Regions from separate parts of the Homo sapiens genome. Here region 2 is linked to region 1. Evidence: read pairs that join two places in POLR2A ChIA-PET (ENCODE). Cell type or tissue: MCF 10A. All regions are shown on one strand.

Evidence for each region. ChIA-PET counts read pairs that join two places held together with the same protein. Peaks named below come from ENCODE experiments on the same cell type or tissue, not always from the same donor. Only the 100,000 strongest peaks of a DNase experiment are listed, where the experiment ranks them.
Region 2: POLR2A ChIA-PET joins it to region 1 with 17 read pairs; 2 of 35 experiments call an interaction of 5 or more read pairs at or near these places.

The regions. Positions count from the first base shown.
Region 1 is chr20:47,379,445-47,387,444 of GRCh38, reverse strand. LINC01754 (long intergenic non-protein coding RNA 1754) reads left to right here. Exons shown (of 3, transcript NR_146496.1): 3 at 2,426-4,679. Among named protein-coding and RNA genes, the nearest start is that of ZMYND8, 27 kb to the right of the region's middle. RefSeq lists an enhancer at 3,198-4,050. In MCF 10A, a CTCF peak has its summit at 3,244 (motif pointing right); DNase peaks (open chromatin) are centred at 3,254 and 7,434.
Region 2 is chr20:47,120,107-47,128,106 of GRCh38, reverse strand. All of the region lies in intron 9 of EYA2 (EYA transcriptional coactivator and phosphatase 2), which reads right to left. Among named protein-coding and RNA genes, the nearest start is that of MIR3616, 43 kb to the left of the region's middle. RefSeq lists an enhancer at 1,870-2,383. In MCF 10A, no CTCF peak of the experiment used is centred here; DNase peaks (open chromatin) are centred at 1,966 and 3,136.

The sequences.
Region 1 (8,000 bases):
CACACCCGGCTAATTTTTTGTATTTTTAGTAGAGACGGGGCTTCACTGTGTTAGCCAGGATGGTCTTGATCTCCTGACCTCGTGATTTGCTCACCTCGGCCTCCCAAAGTTCTGGGATTAGGTGTGAGGGTCTGGCTCTTTCTCTTAGGCCAGAATGCAGTGGTGCTATCACGGCTCTCTGCAGCCTCCACCTTCCAGACTCAAGCGATCCTCCCGCCTCAGCCTCCCTAGTAGCTGGGACTACAGGCATGTGTTACCACACTGGGCTAATTTTTTTAATTTTTAGTAGAGATGGAGGGTCTCACTCTGTTTCCTAGGCTGGTCTTGAATTCCTGGGCTCAAGTGACCTTCCTGTCTCGGCATCCCAAAGTGCTGGGATTTCAGGCATGAGCCACCGTGCCTGGCCTATTTAGATTTTTTTTTTTGAGACTGAGTTTCGCTCTTGTTGCCCAGGCTGGAGTGCAATGGTGCGGTCTCGGTTCACTGCAACCTCTGCCTCCCAGGTTCAACCGATTTTCCTGTCTCAGCCTCCTCAGTAGCTCTGGGATTGCAGGCGTGCACCACCACACCTGACTAATTTTTGTATTTTTAGTAGAGACAGGGTTTCACCATGTTGGCCAAGCTGGTCTTGAACTTCTGACCTCAGGAGATCCCCCTGCCTTGGCCTCCCAAAGTGCTGGGATTACAGGCATGAGCCAGCACACCCGGCCCAGATTTTGCCTGGTTTCAGTCAGCCAAGACCACACTTCTGCACTCCAGCCTGGGCGACAGAGCAAGACTGTCTCAAAAAAAAAAAAACACTGCGTTTATTTCAGGCCAGACATGGGGGCTCACACCTGTAATCCTAGCACTTTGGGAGGCCCAGACAGGAGGATTGCTTGAGCTGGGGAGTTCAAGACCAGCCTGGGCAACATAGCAAGACCCTGTCTCTATAAACAAAAAATAAAACAAAATAAGTTGATTTAATAAAAACTGTCGAATTAATAACAGGGTAAGTGGTTCTTGGATATGAAGAGATACATCCCACTCCATCATCAACAGTCTAGTCTAGGCCAGGCGTGGTGGCTCACACTTGTAATCCTAGCACTTTGGGAGACTGAGGTGGGAGGACTGGCTGAGGTCTGGAGTACAAGACCAGCCCAGGCAACATAGCAAGACCCCATCTCTACAAAAAAAATTTTTTTAACAACTCAAGCTGGGCGCAGTGGTTCATGCCTGTAATCTTAGCACTTTGGGAGGCCAAGATAGGAGGATCCCTTGAGCCCAGGAGGTCGACACCAGCCTGGGCAACATAGAGAGACCCCATCTCTCTCTTTTTTGGGGGTGAGGGGGACGGAGTCTTGCTCTGTCACCCAGGCTGGGGTGCAGTGGTATGATCTTGGCTCACTGCGACCTTCGCTTCCTGGGTTCAAGTGATTCTCATGCCTCAGCCTCCCAAGTAGCTGGGATTACAGGCCACCATGCCCAGCTAATTTTTGTATTTTTAGTAGAGAGGGGGTTTCACCATGTTGGCCAGGCTGGTCTCCAACTCCTGACCTCTACCTCCCAAAGTGGTGGGATTACAGCATGAGCCACCACGCCCAGCACCATATTTATTTTTATTTTTTTTCTTTCTTTGAGACAGTTTCATTCTTGTCGCCCAGGCTGGAGTGCAATGGCACAATCTCGGCTTGCTGGAACCTCAGCCTCTCAGGTTCAAGCAATTCTCCTGCCTCAGCCCCCCAAGGAGCTGGGACTACAGGCGCGTGCCACCATGCCCAGCAAATTAGTAGAGATGGGGTTTCACCACGTTGGCCAGGCTGGTCTCAAACTCCTGACCTCAGGTAATACACCCCACTAGGCTTCCCAAAGTGCTGGGATTACAGGCGTGAGTCACTGTGCCTGGCCCTTATTTTTTTAATTTAAAAAAAAAAAAAGGCCGGGCGCAGTGGCTCACGCCTGTAATCCCAGCACTTTGGGGGGCCAAGGCAGGCGGATCACAAGGTCAGGAGATCGAAACCATCCTGGCTAACATGGTGAAACCCCGTCTCTACTAAAAATACAAAAAACTAGCCGGGCGTGGTGGCGGGCACCTGTAATACCAGCTACTCGGGAGGCTGAGGCAGGAGAATGGCGTGAACCCAGGAGGCGGAGCTTGCAGTGAGCCAAGATGGCGCCACTGCACTCCAGCCAGGGCAACAGAGCGGGAGACTCCGTCTCAAAAAAAAAAAAAAAAGAACTCAAACATGTTAGAGAAACACACCCACGCCCCGGGGGCTTTGCTCTTACCATTCTCTCTGCCTGGAACACTTCTTCACCAGATACCTGCTCTTTCTCCTCACTCCGGGTTTTGCTTAAGTGTCATCTCAATGACATCTCTTTATTAAGTGTCATCTATTTTCCATGTGTTCTACCTATTGATGTATTCATTCATTCACTGTTCTAGGGCAGGAGGCATCCGTGAAGGCAAAGATTCTGTCTGTTCTGCTGATTTCGGTGGTCCCAGCACCCAGAATAGTACTGCACGCAAAAGCTTATCTGTTGAATGAATAATGTGTGAACGAATGCACTAGGTTATGAATCGGGCACCGGCATTCAGGGAGCACGCCGGACTCTCATCACAACACTATAGCTTTAGTACTGAAAATTCCTCCGCCGGGCGCGCTGGCTCATACCTGTGATCCCAGCACTTTAGGAGACCAAGGTGGGTGGATCACCTGAGGTCAGGAGTTTGAGACCAGCCTGGCCAAACGTGGCGAAACCCCGTCTCCACTAAAAATACAAAAATTAGCTGGTGCACGCCTGTAATCCCAGCAACTCAGGAGGCTGAGGCAGGAGAATCACTTGAACCCGGGAGGCAGAGGTTACAGTGAGCCGAGATCACGACATTGCACTCCAGCCTTGGCGACAAAAGTGAAACACCGTCTGAAAGAAAAAAAAAAAAAAAGAAAGAAAATTCCTCAGCAGAAGTCTTTGGGAAGGTCAAAGGTGAAACTCCGAATTGTTCTCAGCTGTGCTTTAACCATTCCAGCCCCCTGAGAGCCCCAGGGCTCGGTCCGCCGCCCTTCCTTTACATTCCTGAGCTCTGAAGTCCCCACCTCCTTTCAGCACCCTGAGTTCTTTCCTAGGATGGAATGGACTGAATAATATTTTCCATGTTAGTGATGGGGTCCAAGAATGTCCATGACGCATGAGACCAGAGCTCCCAGCCCGGAGAATGGAACGCTGCTCTCTCTGGAGCCACCAGGGGGCGCCATTTCTCCACGGAGTTTCGCGAAGGCCGCGCCGCAAGAAGCTGCTCTCCCAGCAGGAGGCGAGGCTCTTTGCCTGTTGCAGGGTTGGGTATGTCGGCAGGATTTGGAAGTGCTCAAGCAGGTGGTGGGAGAGCTTGCTTTGATGCTCCCAAAGAAAGTGTTGCCCAGGTTCTCTCCTGCTTGTAATTAGACCTGTGTTCCACCCCAGACTTTGGCTGCAGCTGCGTGACCCTGGACAATTCACTGTGAATGTTGCAGCCGTGGTAACCTCATCCATAAGAACACTGGGACCCCATGGGATTGTGTGTGGACACAGTGAGATGAAAGCTTGCAGGCACCAACCATTGCTCTGAAATGGGAGCCAGTGATGGGATCAGAGGTTGTTAATTATACTAGTAATCAACTGAGCCCTGGTTCTCAAAGCCTGTTCCCTGGATCAGCAGCAGCACCTGCTAAATTCTGATGGCGTTTGATAGAAATGCAAATTCTCAGCCCCACTTCCCCCAAAGTCCTTGATTGAATTTATTAATCTGCCGGGTGTGATGGCTCACGCCTGTAATCCCAGCACTTTGGGAGGCCGAGGCGGATGGATCACCTGAGGTTAGGAGTTCAAGACTAACCTGGCTAATGTGGTGAAACCCCCGTCTCTACTAAAAATACAAAAATTAGCTGGGCGTGGTGGCACCTGTAATACAAAAATTAGCTGGGCGTGGTGGCGGGCCCCTGTAATCTCAGCTACTTAGGAGGCTGAGGCAGGAGAATCGCTTGAACCAGGGAGGCTAAAGTTGCAGTGAGCCGAGATCATGCCATTGCACTCCAGCCTAGGCAATAAGAGTGAAACTCTGTCAAAAAAAAAAAAAAAAAAAAAAAAGAGTTTCTTAATCAAAAGGCCTGAGAATTTCAAGAAATGCAGATTCTCAAATCTTTCAACTGAGAAACTTGGTGGGGGTGAGTCCCTCAATCAGTGTTTAGCAAGCTGCCCACGTGCTTCTGATGCCTGCTCAAGTCTGCTTAGAGCAGTAGGGACTTCTCCTGTAGGGGTTTGGAACACAATACCCCAAATTACAGCACTTTGGCAAACTGAGCATTTGAAGCTGAAGGAATTTGAGGAAACCATAGAAGCAGGAAGGTCACTCTCTGACCTTCTCCTGCCTTCCTCTTCTGCAGTGGGCCACTCAAGGTTTCTCTGACCTGCCTCTCCTGAAAGTAGGCCCCAAGCCCCTCATTCCAGAGGGGGTCCGGTCCTGTCCGTGGAGACCATGAAGACTAAACTCACAGGCCTTGCTAAGTTCCCACTGTGTACATCATTGGATCAAACCCTTTTGTCCTCCTGTGACACTGCTGCTTGACTGTCCATAAAAACACAGGTGCCCTGGGTCACGGTTCTTCACTTTGGAAGACTCCTGAGTCACTCAAAACTTGGGTTAAATAAATTTGTCATGCTTATCTCTTGTTAATCTGTCTTTAGGGGTGTTAGCCATGAACCTTGTGATGGGTGAGGAAAAGGTACTTTTTCTTCCCTACAGCCCTAAATCATAGTTAGTTAGGAGTGGAGCTGAAATTGAAAAAAATTAAAAAATTAGATTTACTGCCTGCAAAGCTACAACCCAGGATATGGTGTGCGTGTATATCCCATTAGTGATGGACATGCCAAAATGCCTCCCCTCCCCCTGCTTTTTTTTTTTTTTTTGAGACGGAGTCTCACTCTGTTGCCCAGGCTGTAGTGCAGTTGTGCCATCTCAGCTCACTGCAACCTCCTCCTCCCGGGTTCAAGCGATTCTGCCTCAACCTCCCAGGTAGCTGGGATTACAGGCGTTTGCCACTGTGCCGGGCCAAAATGCCTCTTTTTGTTCTAGTTTAAACTTGTAGTTTTCTAGAACAGTGGCGCTCAACCGTGGCTACACATTAGAATCAGCTGGGGCTCTTTAAAAACTATATCAACCTGGGTGCGGTGGCTCACACCTATAATCCCAGCATTTTGGGAGGCCGAGGCGGGTGGATCACTTGAGGTTGGGAGTTTGTGACCAGCCTGGCCAACATGGTGAAACCCCGTCTCTACTAAAAATGCAATAAAATTAGCCGGACATGGTGGCAGGTGCTTATAATCCTAGCTACTTGGGAAGCTGAGGGAGGAGAATTGCTTGAACCTTTGAGGCGGAGGTTGCAGTGAGCGCAGATCGCACCATTGCATTCCAGCCTGGGTGACAGAGCGAGACTACAACTCAAAGAAACAAAAAAAAAAAACAACAAAAATCAAATGCTTGGTCGTCTCCCCAGACCAATTAATCCACAATTTCTGGAAGACCCTGTGCTTTTATAAATTTTTTTTTTTTTTTTTTGAGATGGAGTCTTGCTCTGTCGCCCAGGCTGGAGTGCAGTGACATGATCTCAGCTCACTGCAACCTCCGCCTCCCAGGTTCAAGCAATTCTGCCTCAGCCTCCTGAGTAGCTGGGATTACAGGCGCAGGCAACCACACCCGGCTAATTTTTATATTTTTAGTAGAGACGGGATTTCACCATGTTGGCCAGGCTGGTCTTGAACTCCTGACCTCAAGTGATCCACCCGCCTCAGCCTCCCAAAGTGCTGGGATTACAGGCGTGAGCCACCTCACCTGGCTTTTTTTTTTTTTTCTTTTAGAGAGAGGGTCTCATTCTGTTGCCTGGGCTGGAGTGCAGTGGAGTGGCATGATCATAGCTCACTAGTAGCCTTGAACTCCTGGACTCAATTGGTCCTCCCACCTTGGCCTCCCAAAGTGCTGGGATTACAGCATGAGCTACCACTCCTGACCAGAGCAAAGTCTTTTTTTTTTTTTTTGAGACGGAGTCTCGCTCTGTCGCCCAGGCTGGAGTGCAGTGGTGCGATCTCGGCTCACAGCAACCTCTGCCTCTCAGGTTCAAGTGATTCTCCTGCCTCAGCCTCACAAGTAGCTGGGATTACAGGCGCCCACCACCACGCCCGGCTAATTTTTTTTTTTTTCCTCAAGACGGAGTCTTGCTCTGTAGCCCAGGCTGGAGTGCAATGGCTTGATCTCAGCTCACTGCAACTTCCACCTCCCAGCTTCAAAAGATCCTCCTGCCTCAGCCTCCCAATTAGCTGGGATTACAGGTGCCTGCCATCATGCCCGGCTAATTTTTTGTATTTTTAGTAGAGACAGGGTTTCACCATGTTAGCCAGGCAGGTCTCGAACTCCTGACCTCATGATCCGCCCGCCTCAGCCTCCCAAAGTGCTGGGATTACAGGCGTGAGCCACCACGCCCAGCCCCATGGATACGTTTCTATGCCATTTTAATTATTTACTACATGCATGTTTTTCTATTTCCTAGAATTTTTTTCAGGTTAATATGCTGTATGCATTATGTTTTGGTCAGGAAGTGGTAAGGTCTTGGCCCTCAAGCTAACAGGGTGCACAGCTCTTGAAAGGTTGGAAATTCTGCATCTGTTCTCTGCTGAATGATGTCAGCAGAAGCTGTGCGACCTTGAGTTTTTATTTCAGTGGTGGTGTTATAGAAATGCTCAGTTGGCAATCACCCTGATCCTTAGAAGGCACTTCACAGTTTACAAAGCTGAGAGGCTCTTCACTTTTCATGATCTCCTCTATCCTTGACAGCAGTGTCATGGGGTAACTGGGGAAGGCCGGAACTTGTCCAAGGTCACACCTGGAAAATGCCCAAGCTGGGCTTCGACCCACCTTTCCTTCTCTGCTCCTGTTACGTGGCTTGAAGGAGCAATTTTCTTTTTCTTTTATTTATTTTTTGAAATAAAGTCTGGCTCTTTCACCCACGCTGGAGTGCAGTGGTGAGATCTCAGCTGACTGCAAACTCCACCTCCCGGATTCAAGCAATTCTCCCTGCCTCAGCCTCCCGAGTAGCTGGGATTACAGGTGCCTGCAACCACACCCAGCTAATTTTTGTATTTTTTAGTAGAGATGGGGTTTTGCCATGTTGGCCAGGCTGGTCTTGAACTCCTGACCTCAGGTGATCTGCCCACCTCGGCCTCCCAAAGTACTGGGATTACAGGCATGAGCCACCGCACCCGGCTGTCATCTTTGTTGGTTCATTCTCACAGCCAAATGTCCAAGCTGTGGAGAGTGTCAGGGACTGGCCCTTGGACCCGATTCTTTCCCATCACGCACAGTCCTAGGTGATCTCAGCCCATATGCGTCATGGCTTTAAATTCCGTCTAGATGCTGATGCCTCCCACATTTATACTTCCAGCCCAAACTTCCCCTGCACTCCATCATCCGACTGCCTCCGTGACATCTCCACTTGGATGACTAATAGCTCACCCCCACATTCATCCTCCCCCAGCCTGTTCCTCCCACTACTGTCCCCATCTCAGCCCGCACCAACTCCAGCCCCCCAGCAGCTCAGGTCAGAAGATATTGAAGTCTAAGCACTTTGGAAGGCTAAGGTGGGGGCGGATCACTTGAGCCCAGGAGCTTGAGACCAGCCTAGGAAACAGAGCAAGACCCTGTCTCTACAAAAAATTCAAAATATTAGCTGGGCATAGCGGTGTGGGCTTGTGGTCCTAGCTACTCAGGAGACTGAGATGGGAGGATCACGTGAGCTCAGGTAGAGGCTGCAGTGAACCATGATGGCGCCAACTGCACTCCAGCCTGGAAACAAAACAAATCACGGTTGCGGTGGCTCATGTCTGTAATCCCAACACTTTGGGAGGCAGGTGGATCACTTGAGGTCAGGAGTTTGAGACCAGCCTGGTCAACATGGTGAAATCCCATCTCCATTAAAAATACAAAAATTAGCCAG
Region 2 (8,000 bases), 260 kb after region 1:
TCTCTCTGCTCCCAGCCTTTCCCCTCACTTACTTGTAGCCCATGTCTTTCTAGGATGTCACCCTAGGAGTCAAAAACAGGTGTGTTTGTGAAAAGATTAACTTTAGGGCCTCTTTAGATCCATTAATCTTATCAAATGCAACATATCCAAAGATAATTTTCAGAAAACAGCAACACTCTCTGAATAATGTCTTGGTCTGTCAGCAACGCTAGCTGTCTGTTTCGCTCTTGTCAAGGGTCTTGCAGGTGGGATGCCACGGTCAGTCCTTCCAGATAGAAACACGAAGCCTACGGCCCTTGCTCTAAGAAGCTTGAATTCTGACATCTTAAGCATTGGACTCAACCCAGTCCCAGGATTAAGCCCTCCAGGACTGTCTGCTTATCTTTCCAGCTTCAGACACAGCTCTGAGCCCTTGGGGAGGAGAGTCTTGGGAGCCCCAAAGAGGCATCAGAGATCTCTGAACACATCCCTCAGCCCAAGGAGGCTCAGAGGGTGAAATTAGTTAATCTGCTTTGTGCTCTTCATACATATTTTCTTTTCTTTTTTGTTATCTTGGCTCACTGTAACCTCTGCTTCCCGGGTTCAAGTGATTCTCCTGCCTCAGCCTCCTGAGTAGCTGGGATTACAGGTGTGTGCCACTACAGCTGGCTAATTTTGGTATTTTTAGTAGAGATGGGATTTCACCATGTTGGCCAGGCTGGTCTCGAACTCCTGACCTCAGGTGATCCTCTCGCCTCGGCCTTCCAAAGTGCTGGGATTACAAGCATGAGCCACCGAGCTTGGCCACATAAGCATTTTCTTAAGGAAACTTGCATAATAAGTAGAGGTAGATGTTTGGGAATTTGGGGACTGTCTTCAAATATTCTTGTACTAACAATTTCATCCGTAACTAACTGTTCAGTTGAGAACAGTTAGTGGCACTTTAGATGTGTTTCTGAAGAATTTCTGGTGGCCTGGTTAACAAATTCACTAAGTTAATTAATTAACTTTTTTTTTTTATAAGAGATTCAGCCTAATTTTGAGGGGGTGGGGTGGGGACTGATGGGTGCATTAATATTGCTTTTGTGTGTTTACAAATTGCTTCTAGAGTGAGCATTTGAGCATTCTACAAGAATGAAAAGTCTGAGTAATTATATAAGAATGAAACATTTGAGGATTCTACAAATCAGGGTTTTTCCGCTTTGGCACTGTTGGCATTTTGAGCCAGATAATTCCACGTTGTAGTTCCATCCTGTGGGTTGTAGGAATTTGAGCAGCATCCGTGGCCTCTACCCACTAAATTCAGTAGCACGCCTACCCAGTTGTGACAGTCAAAAATGTCTCCAGACGTCACCAAATGTCCTCTGAGGGACAAGATCACCCCTAGTTGAGAATCACTCCTCTAAATGATTTTTAAAATAATGAAAAAGCTTGGTCCTTAGTGTTAGTAAATTAACTTTGGAATTACAGAGTGGGCAATGAAACTAACTTTCTAACTTGTTAATGAAACCAGCTTTCTAACTAAGAGATGAACTAAATGAAAAAAAACAAACCTAAGTCTCTCCCCGCCAGCTGAGTGGGAGGTGCCACTTTCTTGTCTCAAGGGGCAGCTCTGCCCAGTAGTTAGGACTGACTCCTGCAGCCAGACAGCTGGCTGCAATCTGCGCTCTGCCCTTATTGCTAGAAGGTACGTGACTTGGGACAGGCCACTTAACCTCACGAAAACCCACGGCATCTACCTCCCTGAGACAGGTTAGGGAGGTGATGGGTGGAAAGCACTTGGGATGCATGGGCGGCTTGCGGCAAGCACTACTAGCGGGCTAGTCATCCTTGTTCACAGAATCGCTTCTCCGGGGCCTGGTTGGTCACACCTAGCATTTGCACTGGGCTGCCCCTTTCTCAGGTGCCACGCGAAGGGAAGGTCGGGGGAGGCGTTTGGCCTCGCGCTTTGCAATCCCAGGCCCTTTCCTTTCTTAACACTCAGACTGCATTTGGGCTGGGCTTGTGTCTCCTTGGGGGCCTTGTCTGGGCTTGCAGACTGTTGCTGCAAAGTGCAGACCTGCCCGTCTGCAGACCTGCCCTCTCTGGAGATGTCTCAAAAATACAGGCAGCTTGCTGCCTGCCTTCGCCTCACTTTTCTTCTGTGTCAATTACCCTGACGTCCTGAACTTCAGGACACATGTGCTTCAGCACCAATCCTGGAATGGAGATCTCCTCCCCTCTCTCTTTTAAAGAAAAAAAAACACACACAAACACACAAAACACATCAAAACCATCACACTATCCAAGCCAACTGGGTCTTTAAAAAATCACCGCCAAGGAGCTGTTTACAAGTTGAACAAATAATTACTCTGCCACAAGGAAGAAAAGTATTAATTAAAGCTGTTCATTAAACCAGCTCCCTATTCTGTGGGGTTTATCTCTTGGAAGTGTCAGCCAGAGGTCAGGAATGGATTAACACACAACAGAGAGCTTTGCCAGTTAAATCTCCTCCTTGTGGTTAGCTTTTAATAATAAAGTTGTCATTAAAAGAAAGAATTTAATGGTTTTAATTGGGTTTAATTACTTGGAAACTTTTGGAAGGCAGATCAGCTTGTTTAAAAAAATTTTTTTTAGAGGAAGACAAGAAAATGATGCTGATAAAGAAAAAATAAGTTGATTCACATGTTTAAACAGTAAAGTTAAAAAAAAACTTGGCTTCTTCGACAGTTTTGTGGGAGAACACCAAAAATAGAAAAGATAATGGGTCTATCTGTACTAACAAGAACTTAACTGGCCAGGCAGGTGGCTCACACCTGTAATCCCAGCACTTTGGGAGGCCGAGGCGGGCGGATCACGAGGTCAGGAGATCAAGACCATCCTGGCTAATACAGTGAAACCCCATCTCTACTAAAAATACAAAAAAAATTAGCCGGGCATAGTGGCAGGTGCCTGTAGTCCCAGCTACTCGGGAGGCTAAGGCAGGAGAATGGCGTGAACCCAGGAGGTGGAGCTTGCAGTGAGCCGAGATAGTGCCACTGCACTCCAGCCTGGGCAACAGAGCAAGACTCTGTCTCAAAAAAAAAAAAAAAAAAAAAAAACTTAACCAAAAGACTGTAGGATACATTCCATCATCGCTGAATCACAAGAGTCAAACTCATGACAAATGATGAAATCATGGTCAAATTTAAGAGAACAAAGAAAGATGTTGAAACCGGTTCCTCTTTTGGGGTTTTGTGCAACTATTCAGCCTCTTAGAATTTTTTTTTTTTTAATCTTTGAAGAATGTTCTTTCAGCTGGACATGTCTAGCAGCTTTTAAAGTATTTTTCTAGGATATAAATTTAAAGGCAAAAATAACAAATAAATAGATAAAATGGATTGTGGATATGGAGTAGAGTGACCAACTCTCCTGATTTGCCTGGGATTGAGGGGTTTCCTGGGTCTTGGGACTTCCAGTGCTACAAGTGGGAAAGTCACAGACAAACCTGGATGAGATGATCACCCTAACAGGAGTCACTGCCCAGGGCTGAGGGGCATGTGGTGACATGGGAGATGGGTTTGTTTATGGAAAGTCATTCCAAGGACTCAGAACAGGGTTTGATGCCCAGCAAGTGCCCGCTGCTGCCATCAGCATTGACAACATCCCCATCAACACCACGTGCTTTCTGCTTATTATTAGTAGTCGTCACACTTCAGCACACTTCCTCAGATAGAACATCTTACATAACCAGCAATGTGCTTCTAAAGATGCAGCTCTTTAAAAGATACTATATGTATAGCACACCCTTGACATAAGTGACTCCATCTTAGAAAAAGACTCCATCTTACATTTTAAAAGTCATCAAGTCAACAAGAGTCCAGATGTCTACCTAATCAATAGAGACAACACCCAACCAGATAAGGGTGTAACCCTTTACCACCAGTCCTCACCAGAGGACTCAAGGGTCATAAAATGAGCAGGACCTCACCAGCTTGACATCTTAACACATTCTGTCTCACTGTCACTTGTCATCAGCACCCAGAATTTGAAGCTGAAGGCTCTGCCCAAATAAAGGACTCTTGGAAGATACTGGCAAGTGCCCGGATCAGGACTCTCTCCTTCTACATGTCACTCTCCTTGGACTGGTTCATTAGGCCCCCCACTCCCCCACCTTTTTTTTTTTTTGAGATGGAATCTCACTCTGTCACCCAGGCTGGAGTGCACTTGGCACACTGCAACCTCTGCCTCTTGGGTTCAAGTGATTCTCCTGCCTCAGTCTCCCAAGTAGCTGGGATTACAGGTGTGTGCCACCAGGTCTGTCTAATTTTTGTATTTTTAGTAGAGACGGGGGTTTCACCATGTTGGCCAGGCTGGTCTTGAACTCTTGACCTCAAGTGATCTGCCTGCCTCGGCCTCCCAAAGTGCTGGGATTACAGGCGTGAGCCACCGTACCCAGCCCGTTAGTCCCTTTTCATATCCCCTTTATTCTTGATGCCTAATGTTGCTGTTTGGCATGAAATTCTAATCTATAACATTTATATATCAATTAAGTATACTATTATGTATGGTTTGCAATATTGACTGACTTGTGGAGTGGTTTCAGCCTTTTGTGCTCATGGCCCTGACTACCAAGTGAAAGGGTAATATTAAGGAGAATTGCCTCCTTGGGAACTCCAGACAGGTCATTCTCTTGTCTTCCTCTAGCTAGTGGCTTTCATAACTGAAATAGCATCAGTGAAAGCCTGACCTTGTGGAAAGACATAAACGTGCGTGGACCTGGTTATATCTGACCTTGCCCCACTCATGACAATATTTTAATAATAATATATAGTTTCAAATAGCTAGAAGGAGGATATTAAACATTCCCAACACAAAGAAATGAGAAATGTTTGCGATGGTGGATATGTTAATTACCCTGATCTGATCATTATACTTTATATGCATCGAAACATCACCATGTACCCCATGAATGTGTACAATTATTATCTGTCAATTAAAAAAAAAAGTGTCATTTGCTTATCTACAAAAACTCTTTACTACATAGGAGGTACAGCTCCAAACACTCGACATGTATTAACTCATGTAATCCTCCCCCAGTGACCCTATAAGGTGAGTATTATTGTTATTACATCCATGCTACAGAGGTGAAAACTGAGGCACAGGAAGGCAAAGTGACTTGTCTGAGGTCACATGGCTAGGAAGTGGAGCTGTCTTTGGATCTGAGTAGTCTGGCTCTTGAGACCAGGGGTGGTGAACTTTTTCTATAAAGGTTTGGAAAGCATATATTTTAGGCTCTGTGGCCCATATGGTTTCCATCATAACTATTCAACTCTGCTGCGGTAGCACAAAAGCAGACATAGACAAGATGTAAACGAATGGGTGTGACTGTTACAATAAAACTTTATTTAAAAAAACAAGCTGGGGGAGTGGGGAGGGAGCAGATTTGGCCCATAGGATGGATGTAGTTTGCTGACCTCTGCTCTTGACCACTTTGCAATGCTGTCTCCTTGCTCTCAGATATTGAAAGTCCCTTGCCTCAAGGAGCTTATATTCTAATGGCAGAGAAGGGCATAAAAAACTAAGAAACACGCCTGTAATCCCAGCACTTTGGGAGGCCGAGATAGGTGGATCACGAGGTCAGGAGATCGAGACCACCCTGGCTAACACGGTGAAACCCCATCTCTACTAAAAAATACAAAAAAAAAATTAGCCGGGTGCGGTGGCGGGTGCCTGTAGACCCAGCTACTTGGGAGGCTGAGGCAGGAGAATGGCATGAACCCAGCAGGCAGAGCTTGCAGTGAGCTGAGATCGTGCCACTGCACTCCAGCCTAGGCGACAGAATAAGACTCCATCTCAAAAAAAAAAAAAAAAAAAAAACCAAGAAAATAACTAAGAAACATTTCATTTCAGAGAGTGACAAATGTTATGAAGAAAATGAAACATGATGACATTAATGTTAGGGAGATGATAGGGAATGAGGGGACTGTGGCAAACTGAACACCTGAGCCATTTATAGGGGGTGGTTTCTGGGCAGCTGCAGCCAAGTGATGCCATTTGGGATTGTGGGTGCAGCATGCCCAGATCTTCTGATTTTTCAAAAGAAACCAGAAAGCTGGATTTGTATGTGAAATATCCTGATTTTAAATGCTGGCAACAAATTTTAAAAGTAATAAAAAGGATATGTTTAAGGGCCAGGTGTGGCCTGCAGATGCCCTCAGTGTGATGTCTGGCCGAGGAAGGAGCTGGGGTTGGAGGGCAAGTTTGAGGGCTGGGCCAGGGAACTTGGGGCCTTGGTCAGCTCAGTTGGGTTTAGAATGGCCTTTGGAGTTCTGGGTCTGATCCCTTCTCTGCCACTTCCCAGCGTGGTAGTCTTGGGCAGAGCTTGTGTCCTTCTGGGTTGAATGGGGATTACTATGTTTAGCTTGCAGGTTCGTGTTGAAGACCAAGGAGATGACCCATGCAAAGGATCTGACCCAGTGCTATGCATGGGGAGAGAGATTTATTTTATTTTTAATTGTAGAGACAGGATCTATGTTGTCCAGGGTGGTCTCAAACTCCTGGACTCGAGTGATCCTCCTGCCTACTGTAGGTTTCTGATTATGGATTATATGCTACAAACTGAAAGTCATCATAAAAGTAGATACTTCAATTTTGTTTTTTAGCTGTACACATACAAATTTGACAACGAATGAAATGAATCAATTCCTTGAAGACCATAAACTACCCAAACTCACCCAAGATGAAATAACTACCCCTACGAAAACATTGAATTCTGGCGGGGCACGGTGGCTCATGCGTGTAATTCCAGCACTTTGGGAGGCCAAGGTGGGTGGATCACTTGAGGTCAGGAGTTCGAGACAAGCCTGGCCAAACATGGTGAAACTCTGTCTCAACTAAAAATACAAAAATTAGCTGAGTGTGGCGGCGGGTGCCTGTAGACCCAGCTACTCCGCAGGCTGAGGCAGAATAGCTTGAACCCAGGAGGTGGAGGTTGCAGTGAGCTGAGGTTGTGCCACTGCACTCCAACCTGGGCAACAGAGAAAGACTCTGTCTCAAAGAAAACCCAACAACAACAACAACAACAACAACAAACTTGAATTCCTAATTAAAAGCCTCCCAGAAAACAAAAAAGAACTGCAAGGGCTAGATGGTTCCAGGGGAGAATGCTATCAAATATTCCAAAAGAATTAGCACCAATTCTCCACAATCTCTTCAAGAAACTAATGAGGAGGGAACACTTCCAACCCATTCGATGAGGCCAGTATTATCTGGACACCAAAACCAGATGATGACAGTATAAAATTCAAACTCAAGAACTAACAAAAAGTCCTATCTGAATTTCCAAGTAAAAAATATTCATCTTTAGCTATCTCCAGACCGTGTGCGTTCCTTCCAGAGCACTCTCAGTGCCCTTTGGGAAACAGAATCATTCTCGGGCTTGTCTTATGAGGTCAGTAGGGCAAGAACTGCTGTTCCAATTTTACAGACTGAGACCTTAGGAAAAAACTGACTTGTTCCAGGAAGTGGTGGGGATGGGATTTGATCTGGGACCTTTAGACTCCACAGTGTCACATCACCCGGCAGGATTCCAGTCAGAAATGTCACAACAGACACCATGGCAAGAAGCGACTTCCCCACCGCATTGGGCACACGGGCTATGGCAGCACATACCAAGACCAAGCCTGGGCTCAGCGGTCTAACAAAACGTGACTACCCAAGGAGATTCTTTCTTTCTTTCTTTTTAAAAAATTTAGGTAAAATCCATAGCACTGAAAATAAACCCTTTTTTTTGAGATGGGGTCTCACTCTGTTGCCCAGGCTGGAGTGCAGTGGTGCGATCATAGCTCACCACAGCCTTGAACTCCTGGGCTCAAGCGATCCTCCCACCTCAGCCTCCTGAGTAGCTGGGACCACAGGCACACGCCACCATGCCTGGCTATTTTATTTAATTTTTTTTTTGAGGCGGAGTCTTGCTCTGTCATCCAGGCTGGAGTGCAATGGCACAATCTTGGCTCACTGCAACCTCTGCCTCCTGGATTCAAACAATTCTTCTGCCTCAG